Regions from separate parts of the Homo sapiens genome. Here region 2 is linked to region 1. Evidence: chromatin loops called from intact Hi-C (ENCODE). Cell type or tissue: breast epithelium. All regions are shown on one strand. Links, peaks and the distances in the headings refer to the core of each region. The heading gives the core; the rest is flanking DNA.

Region 1 (4,275 bases), core at 276-4,275:
AAAGAGACTCAAGAACAAAATAGGAAAAATGGAAATAAGTATTCTCTGACAGTAAACTAGACTGGAACTCAGGGATAGGCAGGATCATCTCCATTACATTCTCCAGCACTGGCCGGGCGCAGTGGCTCCTGCCTGTAATTCCAGCACTTTGGGAAGGCGAGGCAGGAGAATGGCTTGAGGCCAGGAGTTCAGGACCAGCCTGGGGAACATAGGGAGACCCCATCTCTACAAATAAAAAAATTTAGGAATTAGTCGGGCTTGGTGGTGTGTCCCTGTAGCCCTAGCTACTTGGGAGGCCTAAGCAGAACAATCGTTTGAGTCCAGGAGTTAGAGGTTAGTGAGCACTACTGCACTCCAGCCTGGGCAACAGCATGATTCCGTAGGAAAAAAACATATTTTTTTATATGTATATATTTTATATATATACATATATATTTTCTTAGTCCTTAAGACTGGGCCACATACAAACACTAAGCATAACTGGCTATTATGATAATAGTAAAGTGAAACAAGTATAAAATGTTACTCAAGGCCGGGGCCTGGTGGCTCACACGTGTAATCCCAACACTTTGGGAAGCTGAGGCGTATGGATCACCTGAGGTCAGCAGTTCAAGACCAGCCTGGCCAACATGGTGAAACCCCCGTCTCTACTAAAAATACAAAAATTAGCCGGGCACGATGGCGAGTGCCTGTAATCCCAGCTACCCAGGAGGCAGAGGCTGCAGTGAGCAGAGATTGTGCCACTGCACTCCAGCCTGGGCAACAGAGCAAGACTCCGTCTCAAAAACAAACAACCAACAACAAAAACACACATTTCTTTTAAAGAAGCAAAGTCAGGAACAAAAATCAAGGAAAAAACTCTTAAAATGCTTATGTGTATAGTTTTGAATCATGACATCACAGATTAGGCTTCATGTAATCTTTTTACAGTTTGTTGTTTTTGGAGACAGGGTGTGTTGCTCTGTCACCCAGGCTGGAGTGCAATTGGGCAGTCTTAGCTCACTGCAGCCTGGAACTCCTGAGCTCAAGTGATCCTCCTACCTCAGCATCCCAAGTCACTGGGATTACAGAAGCGAGCCACAGGGCCTGGTATAAAAATAAAAGCAAGTTTTTATATCATTTATCCCATTTTCTCTTGTTTCCTCACTGTGTGCTGAAAACAAAGAATACGAAGAGGAAGACCTGCAAATTTCCTGTGTGTCTGATGGAGTCTTTTTAGCCTGAAAAAAAAAAAAAAAAAGATATACAGACTCCAGCAGAATACCAGTTAAAGACAGAATACATAGAAATAGCCTCTATTCTCTTCTGAAAGCCCACTAAAATATTTTAATAGTAAAGGATACCAATATTTAAAAGAACCCATAAGAACAGAGTATGAGACACATTTTGGAAAGCAGAAAGCCTTTAGATGAAAGGTAATGAAGATGAATCCCAAAGCTAGCAATGGAAAGCAGAATTAACATCACAGAACTCTGAAAAAGCTCAAGTTGAACTGGTGACACCAGGTAACTGAAGGTGGAGGTAAAAATGGGGCTAAAAGGGGTAGGTTTAAAGGCTACATAAAAAACAAATAGATCCCCGTATCCCTTCCCTTTCTATGTAACCAAGGAACTGTCCCTCCCCAAAGCTGGTACGAGATTTAAGAGGGTAAATGCACAGTATGTGAACTGGAGACCATTAGGCACAGTTAAAAGCTTGGGCACCTTACTGAAAACGGAGGGATTAAGTTTAAGTTTTATCCACTGAAGGTTGAGCCTGTTACAACTTCTTTCCCTACTCTACTCCCAGAAAGCTGACTGCCTGGCTTACATCCTTGAGTAAGAGAATATGCAAGCCTTCTCAAGGGAATCTTACCTATGCAAAAGATAAAAATCTAAAAATCAGTATCATGGATTTCCCAATGTAACAGCCCAGCCAGATCACAGTAGATTGAAACCCACATTATTAATCCCCATCTACACCCCCTACAAACAGACCTTTCAATCAGCTTTTTTGGGTCCCACTCTTTTTTTTTTTTTTTTTTTTTTTTGAGACAGTCTTGCTCTGTCTCCCAGGTTGGAGTGCAGTGGCATGATGTCTGCTCACTGCAACCTCCACCTCCTGGGCAATTCTCATGCCTCAGCCTCCCCAGTAGCTGAGATTACAGGGTGTGTACCCCACACCCAGCTAATTTTTGTATTTTTAGTAGAGACAGAGTTTTCCCACGTTGCCAGGCCGGTCTCAAACTCCTGGCCTCAAGTGATCTGCCTGCCTCGGCCTCCCAAAGTGCTGGGATTACAGGCATGATCCACTGCGCCCTGCCTAGGGTCCCACTCTTAAAGAGGAGCAGACTAGCAAGAATTTGAGAAAGTCTTTAATATGAAAGACATCAAAACTATGCTTAGTGTTCATTAGCCATGTTGCCCAGGCTGGTCTTGAACTCCTGGGCTCAAGTGATCCGCATGCTTCAGCCTCCCAAAGTGCTGGGATTACAGGCATGAGCCACTGCACCTGGCCTAGATTTGAGTTTTTTATGCTAAGTACACAATAACAGTGAAAATGAAGAGTACACTTTTTAAAAAGATAGCTTCATGTAGCCTAGAAAGTAACAAAATTAAGATCCTCAGAGCAACAACTGTAGCGACAAGTTAAAAGTTATCCTATGTATAGTATAAAGGAAGATCATTAATAATTTCTAACTGGTATTAATCATATTGATAAATAATTCAGAATAACCTCTTCCACTAAAGATTCTTTATAGAAATCAAGTAATGTACTTACATATAGTAAATCAAATCTTGAGGCTAAATCTCACCCACAGTTGAAGAACATGGTATATAAATTGGTTTGGAAGGCTAAGTGCCCTGGCTATACAAATATACAACAGCATATCCCTTAGGAGCACCACTATGACTAATCTAAAAGTTATGCAATTCCTCCTGTTCCCTTAAATGGATAACACTAAACAGTTAGCTTTTATTAACGCCTTAGGGTTTATATACATCAGTGATATATTCATAGGCTCTTTGTCCTGATATTAAATGTCCTCAAGGACCACTGTGCTTCCCAGTTAAATTGTTTTTGTTTAGACAAGATTTCACTGTCGCCCAGACTGGAGTACAGTGGCACAATCACAGTTCACTGTAGCCTCAACCTCCCAGGCCCAAGTGATCCTCCAATCTCATCTTCCCGAGTAGCTGGGACTACAGGTGTACACCACCATACCTGGCTAATTTTTATTTTTCATAGAAACAATCTCCTTATGTTGCCCAGGCTTAAAACTTTTTAAGAAGTTTCTCCTCTTTTCTTGCAGGCAGGCTGGCACTGCTCTCTAGGGACCTGTTACTGGCAATGCTTCCCCTTTTAATTTGTATCTTATTTGGAAAGAGCTTCAAAATTAGGTAGTTGAACTTGGTAACAATATACAACAGCAACACATAGGCTAAGACTAAGGGAAAAAGAAGCTCACCTTTGAACAACCACAAGAGTTTTGAGTAAAGGGTCATTCCTGTGTCATGAATAAGTGAGAGTACTGAAAAGCTCCATTTCAAATTGATATGTATGATTATATTTAAGCTGATTCAAAAACACCTACTGACCATCAAGCTCTATATGTAATGCTGGAAGAGTTTCTTCCTCTCCATTGATAAACCAATAATTTCACTGTTTGTCTTGAGTCTTCAAAACTGCTGATTTATAAAGTCAAAGAGCGTCTAAGGATAAAAGACATTGAGAACAGAGACATAGTAGCCCAGAAAGGCACTCTTCTAGCACTCTTCTGGTCCCACATTTATTCATTCAATAAAAATTTATTGAGCCACGCTGTTTCCAAGGAATTGTACTAGGTGCTGCAATGCAAAGGGTTATGACAAAACTGTCTGTAAATGTAGGATCTGAATTGGTCTTTGATAGTTTTCCTGATTTGAGAAAGAAGTCTCTATTTGGCTAATTTAGGGAGCTAAGAGAATGGACAAGGTCTGCTTATGTCCTTCTGGCAGCCTAGCATAGCTTTTGCCTCCCTCAAATCAGTTATAAGTCAAAACAAATAAGGCACATTTTTTAAAAAAATTCCCCCCTTTAATTGACCAAAGTAAAGCCATGACATTTCATTTGGTAACCTGTTTAGAATTATAAAAATCATTTCATTTGGCCCAGCCCATACTGCCCAAGACAAAACTTCCAGACAATTCTGATGCCATCCAGTTTTGTTCTTACAAACTGCATATTAAAAAAAAAAAAAAAAAAAAATCTTCAACGTCCTAAATGTGATGTGCTCAGTGCGAAGCATATCAGAGC
Region 2 (6,788 bases), core at 1,053-5,052, 64 kb after region 1:
ACGTAACTAAGCAGTCTCTTAATTAATCCCCTGCAACTGAATCTCTATAATGTACATTTGAGGTATTTCTCCATAGACCACAAGTGCCAGCAGGTGCACAGATACTTCTGTTTAGCCAGTAAGTAATCTAGAGCAATACTATTATTTAGCATAACTTTCACAAGAGAATTTAAAGTCTGTTGCATAACCATGGCCTTTACAGCAGAATCTGCTATAGAGCCTATCATGAGGGATACATTTCTAATCATTGCCTCTTTTACTCCAAACCGTCGAAAAAAGGACCTAACAAATGATGTCCTTCTAGAAGAGTGAAGGCCTCCTGGCAATATTCTCTTTAACCCATGATGTGGGTTAAGAGTAGTGAACCAATGTTCTGTTTCTGGCTGACTGTGAGGCAATGTATGTATCGTTAAAGTTTCTCAACCTACGTTGGGCTTTCATCTTTCATCTATCAAAATGTAAGGTTATCTGTGTATAAAGCTGGCTACAAAATCCCTGACAAATAAAAGTATACCCCATAAGTGCACAGAACAGACCCCCTTTTCACCTCTATTGTCTATAGAGGCATAAGCAAAGGGAAAAATATTCAAAGATAAATATTCTACTATCTCATGATAGTAGAGAAGTCTTGATTCATGATCTTGGGAAAAGCTGTCCACATCAAGGATGCCATTTTCTTAGGAGAAACTTCCCAGGTTAGCTTTTCCTTAAGGGTTCCAATGGGTGTACAGTTCCAAGAGTGTAGAGGGACCCTTCTTGGTTGTGAGATTGTGAACCCAAAGTTCAAGGTCCCAAAGTTTTGCTACAGTGTAGATGGCAAGGGCAGTGTTTTTCTGATGTTCTCAGAAGATCCAGTCTTCAGGTTCTAGATTATGAAGGGGTTGATTGTACTCAGTCAGTGAACCATAAAACGCTTTCTTTACCTTGTCAAAATACACTATGGCATAATAATCTACTATCATAACATTAGCTCTCTTGCATAGGAAAGCTTTTATACAACTAGAAAACGTGAATTGAAAATGACAATTGGCCAGGTGTGATGGCTCACACCTGTAATCCCAGCAATTTGGGAGGCCAAGGTGGGTGGATCACTTGATGTCAGGAGTTCGAGGCCAGCCTGGCCAACATGGTGATGGTGAAGATGGTGAAACCCCTCTCTACCAAAAATACAAAAATTAGCTGGGCGTGATGGCAGGCACCTGTAATCCCAGCTACTTAGGAGGTTCGGGCAGGAGAATTGCTTGAATCCAGGAGGCAGAGGTTGCAGTGAGCTGAGATCATGCCACTGCAATCCAGCCTGGATGACAGAGTAAGACTGTCTCAAGGTAAAAAAAAGATAATTGGATGAAATCCCTCTATAAATGTTTAAGTGGCCCGTCAGGTAGCAAAATTTACCTATAGCTTTGATCGTCTTTCCAGGAATATGGCTTTGACAAATGAAACATTAGTCATAAACTATTTTAGCAATTTAGAAGTCACCACACCAATATATGTTTAATTTGGATCATTTTATCTTTTCCGTGATGAGTCATGGAATGCAGAACTTTTAATAACAAGAGCTTTAAGGACTCAGGAAAGACAAGGCAGCCATCCCAGTTTTCCATGAGTCCATGCTTAACATTGAACATATGCCTTCTTGAATACCAGTTGTTTCTCCAATTTAGGAGCATAGCACTAATAACTGATGGGTTATCATAAGTAATTTGACTTAGACCATGGAGTTCATTGTGTATCTACACAATTTTAGTATTGGCTGATTTAGCATGAAAATCTGGCAAAGTATTTTCTTGGTATTCAATTAATTTTTGTTCTACTTTGGTTAGCAGTTTTATAAACCAGTCAGTCCTTTCATTACAGTTCCAGGAATTCTCACCCAGTCTAAATGATATGATTATGAAGTTGTCAGAAACCTGTATTCAAAAGTGCTTTTCAGGGTCTTTTCCATCCTTTCCTGAACTTCCTAAAATACATCATATTATAGGCTTTTGTGTACTTGTGAAGTTTTCAGAAGCTGCATCTGAATTAAGTAATTAACTGTGGAAATTACTTTACTTTTATATATTTATTTTTGAGACACAGTCTTACTGTATTCTCCAGGCTGGAGTGCAGTGGTATGATCTTGGCTCACTGCAACCTCCACCTCCTGGGTTCAAGCAATTCTCCTACCTCAGTCTCCTGAGTAGCTGGGATTACAGGCACCTGCCACCATACCCAGCTAACTTTTGTATTTTGGTAGAGACAGGGTTTCACCATGTTGGCCAGGCTGGTCTCAAACTCCTGGCCTCAGGTGATCTGCCTGCCTCGGTCTCTCAAAATGCTGGGATTACAGGCATTAGCCTCTGTGCCTGGACTGGAAATTACTTTAAATAGTCATAGTAAAAGACAAATCAACAAGGAAATTTGGTTATTTCTGTAGTCTAGAATAGCTTAACATAATAACTATAATTATGATTGATAACATATACTCAGACATATTAGAATTTTAGAAATCCCATACAATTTTGGAACAAATATTAATAACATTCACTAAAATATAACCTGAAGGAGGCTAAGCTTTTTTAGATGGAGTCTCGCTCTGTTGCCCAGGCTGGAGTGCAATGGCGTGATCTCAGCTCACTGCAACCTCCACCTCCTGGATTCATGTGATTAACCTGCCTCAGCCTCCTGAGTAGCTGGCATTACAGGCACACACCATCACGCCCAGCCAATTTTTGGATTTTTAGTAGGGACGGGTTTTCACCATGTTGGTCAGGCTGGTCTTGAACTCTTGACCTCGTGATCCACCTGCCTCGGCCTTCCAAAGTGCTGGGACTACAGGCATGAGCCACTGTGCCCAGCCCATTATTATTCTTTTTAACGATGCTTCCCAGCCAGGCATGGTGACTCACACCTGTAATCCCAGCACTTTGGGAGGCCGAGATGGATGGATCACCTGAGGTCAGGAGTTCGAGACCAGCCTGACCAACGTGGAGAAACCCCGCCTGTACTAAAAATACAAAATTGCCCGGGGGTGGTGGCGAATGCCTGTAATCCCAGCTACCTGGGAGACTGAGGCAAGAGAATCGCTTGAACCCGGGAGCTGGAGGTTGTGGTGAGCCAAGATCATGCCACTGCATTCCAGCCTGGGCAACAAGAGCGAAACTCCATCTCAAAACAAAAAAAAATGCTTCCCATATAACTTAGCATGTCAAAAAATCCTGTTTACCTCTCTTTTGGATGCTTCAGGGGCCCTCTGTAGTATCCCAGAATTAGAGGTCAGGAAAGACAATTTTGAAGATGAACTTTGATTTCAGGAGGCCTGCCAAATATGTTAAAGGTTTAAAACACTTGATATTATAAAGTAGGATTCCAGGGCACGGTAAGTCATTCATTTAGTCAAAATGATGACTCAAAAATTTAAAAAAAGCGAAAACCTTTACCAATTGATAGAGGGAAGACTTAGCTTTCCAAACAATCTGTCTCTTGTCTTTCCCTTGTTTTTCCTGTAGTTTATTCAAAAGGCAAACAAAAATCTTTCATTATCCTTTAATATTACATGAAAATCTTGTTCAAGAGAGAAAGCCAAATTTCATCCTTGTGTTAGTGTACTATTAATGTCAACTCAATTTTTTAATAAAACATTATAGAAAAATCTATTCAGTCTTTTTTTTTTTTCTGAGACAGAGTCTCGCTCTGTTGCCCAGGCTGGAGTGCAGTGGCACGATGTCGGCTCACTGCAACCTCCGCCTCCCAGGTTCACGCCATTCTCCTGCCTCAGCCTCCTGAGTAGCTGGGACTACAGGCGCCCACCACCACGCCTGGCTAATTTTTTCTTTTTGTATTTTTAGTAGAGACGGGGTTTCACTATGTTAGCCAGGATGGTCTCGATCTCCTGAACTTGTGATCCGCCTGCCTCGGCCTCCCAAAGTGCTGGGATTACAGGTATGAGCCACCGCGCCCGGCCAAACGTTAGCAAAGAATGGACAGCTATTCAGTCTTAATCAATTTGACCATAAGGTAAGATTCTCATAAACCTTTTACGAATTATTGTTAAAGAGCAGATCAATGCTCTCAGAAAACCCTATTGTGCTTTCATTCCAATGTTCAATTTAAATTTAGCCAATATGTTCACACACAGAATTTCTTTTACAAGATTAATTTTTCACAAACCTTCCACAACTTGCTCAAACCTTTAGCTTTATCCTACATAATTTAAAACAATCCTTTAACCCTCTAAACTAGGCAAAAATTTACATTCCCATGCCTTCTTGTAATCTTTCACTAAAAGCACATTTCAGTTTTCCTCACACACCTTCCAAGTAAAACTGCCTTTTTTTCATAAGTCTCAATTACATGTTACAGTGCTAACTCTTAGCAATTTTTCTTTTTTTTTTTTTTTTTTTTTTGGTGAAAAACCTGGTAAGTAAGCGATTATAATTATGTACTAGGTGTGGAGCCCAGGACACCAGACAGAAGTCCACATAACATCTGACTCTTTCCAGCATAATCAGGGGGAATGGCTAACTCCATATGTCCCCAGGCCTCACCTAGAATCTAATGGCTCCAAAGCAGGTAAGTTGAACAATTTTCAAAAGTTAAAGAAGCAGTTTATTACCTTAAAGAATTTAGCAAATCTAATATCTAACCTGCCTAATTTAGACCAAATGTCTTTATTTGACCAATAATCTTTAAAATTTTTTATTTCCCAAAGCTTACTAAAGTCACATGAACTAAAAGGCATTAGTTTTCTAATTCTCTGACAAAAAAAAAAAATTATTTAAGCATTTGCTATTTCTAAGCTAATTAACAAGAGCTCCTTCAAACATAAACGTTACACACATAACACATATAACTACACAGAAGAAGATCCAGTAGTTGTAAGGGTTTTCATTTGCCAGTTTTTAAGTTTCTTAATTAGATTACTGGCTTCAGGATGCAGTTCTCTGAGGAACAGGGCTAGGAAAACATGTAGTTTCTTGGGCCTAATAAACAGCATCTGGAAAGCAAAACAGATCCCAAAAAATTCAGGGTCCCATTTTCATACTGTTACATTAGGTAGCTAGCCAGGCATGAGCAGGGCAGGAAAGGGCTCACCTCCACCCAACCAGGAATGTCAGGCGATGATCAGGTGATGGTTTGGCAGTTGCCACACTGCCTCTCTAAAAATTATAATTGGTCATAGAGGCCAGGGAGAGACAATTTCCCAACGGATAAAAATGCTAGATATTGGTAATCAGCAGCTTCCAATAAAATACCAGGAATTGGGGGAGTGAGCTTTGGCGTCTGCATTATCAGATAAAATGGTGAAGTATGACCTTCCAGGGGCATTTCACCAGAAAAGGGAAGAAATCTTCAGGTGGGCAGGTGTACAACAACTTCTTTTATTTTTATTTGTTTTAAGATGGAGCCTTGCTCTGTGGCCCAGGCTGGAGTGCATTGGCAGGATCTCGGCTCACTGCAACCTCCGCCTCCCGGATTCAAGCGATTCTTCTGCCTTAGCTGGGACTACAGGCACATGCCACCACCCCCGGCTAATTTTTTTATTTTTAGTAGAGACAGGGTTTCACCATGTTGGCCAGGATGGTCTCAATCTCTTGACCTCATGATCCACCCGCCTCGGCCTCCCAAAGTGTTAAGATTACAGGTGTGAGCCACTGCGCCCAGCCAGGTATACAACTTCTTAAACACACCGCACAAGCTTACCTCCCAAGTTTAAGGAGAGCACTGTGCATGTGGGCAGCTCACCCTAAGGAAAGAGAATGAAGGGAATGTGGTGTAAGGCTAGAAGTGTGCCAGTGATATAGCAGTTAAGAAGAAATCACTTAGGCAGATAGGAAGGGTATGGGAGTCCTCAGTAAGGCTTTTCTTTTTGATGAAGAGCAGCCGCAAATCATTTTCTAACAAAGAGCAGGCTGCAAGATGGAAGCTTGCATGGGTGAATGCAGGCAGGAACTGAGGACTAGACATGTTCAAGGCGGAGGCTCCATCGTCCCTTCTCTTCCAGCCACATGTACTGTAAAGGAGCAGACAAGATGGCACTAATCAACTAGAAAGCCCATTTGCATAAAAACATTAGGGTGGGACGACAGCCTTCCCCATGCACTGTGTAAACGTCATACCTGATCAAACCAATCTATGAGCCCTGGGTAAATCAGAATTGCCTCCTCAAACTGGACTATAGAACTCGACACATTGACTGCTAGCTAGTCTTTTCCACTCAAGGCCCCTTCTTCTATACAGGAAGCTGTTTCTCTTTCTCTTCTACCTCTGTTCCTAAACTCCTTGTGTGTGTCCATGTCCTAAATTTCCCTGGCAGGCGACAATGAACCCCAGGTTATATTACCCAGACAATGTAGCTGCTTCATAATGGGGACCTTGCCTGGGATACCAAGGTATAGCATTCATCAGAAGAGTGAGTAGAGGAGTGGACTCCAACTCTGTCCTTTCATTTTGAGGCTCTCAGCCTCCATTTTAGAACTAAATCAAACCAAATACTGGGCCCCCTTTAGCCATTTAAAAATGATTAGTGTGGCTGCCAGCCTTAGAAGACTTGGGGGACAGGCTTGCTGTGGAGAACATGGAGAAGCCCCAGTATCCATAGGATGCTGGGCATATTGCCCGCCCCCCGCCACCTTTTTTTTTTTTTTTTTGAGACAGTCTTGCTCTGTCACCTAGGCTGGAGTGCAGTGGTGCGATCTCGGTTCACTGCAACCTCCGCCTCCCAGGTTCAAGTGATTCTTCCTGCCTTAGTCTCCCAAGTAGCTAGGATTACAGGCGTGTGCCACCATGCCCAGCTAATTTTTGTGTTT

Evidence for each region. A loop is a pair of places that touch in the nucleus more often than their neighbours do. Peaks named below come from ENCODE experiments on the same cell type or tissue, not always from the same donor. Only the 100,000 strongest peaks of a DNase experiment are listed, where the experiment ranks them.
Region 2: a loop joins it to region 1, with 28 times the contacts of the local background. A loop is called at or near these places in 22 of 110 quality-filtered maps.

What each region holds. Positions count from the first base shown.
Region 1 is chr11:125,620,823-125,625,097 of GRCh38, reverse strand. It overlaps STT3A (STT3 oligosaccharyltransferase complex catalytic subunit A), which reads right to left. Exons shown (of 18, transcript NM_152713.5): 18 at 2,007-4,275. Among named protein-coding and RNA genes, the nearest start is that of CHEK1, 2.2 kb to the left of the region's middle. In breast epithelium, for the core only: no CTCF peak of the experiment used is centred there; no DNase peak of the experiment used is centred there; H3K27ac peaks cover 70 bases.
Region 2 is chr11:125,554,856-125,561,643 of GRCh38, reverse strand. No RefSeq gene overlaps it. Among named protein-coding and RNA genes, the nearest start is that of EI24, 11 kb to the left of the region's middle. In breast epithelium, for the core only: no CTCF peak of the experiment used is centred there; no DNase peak of the experiment used is centred there.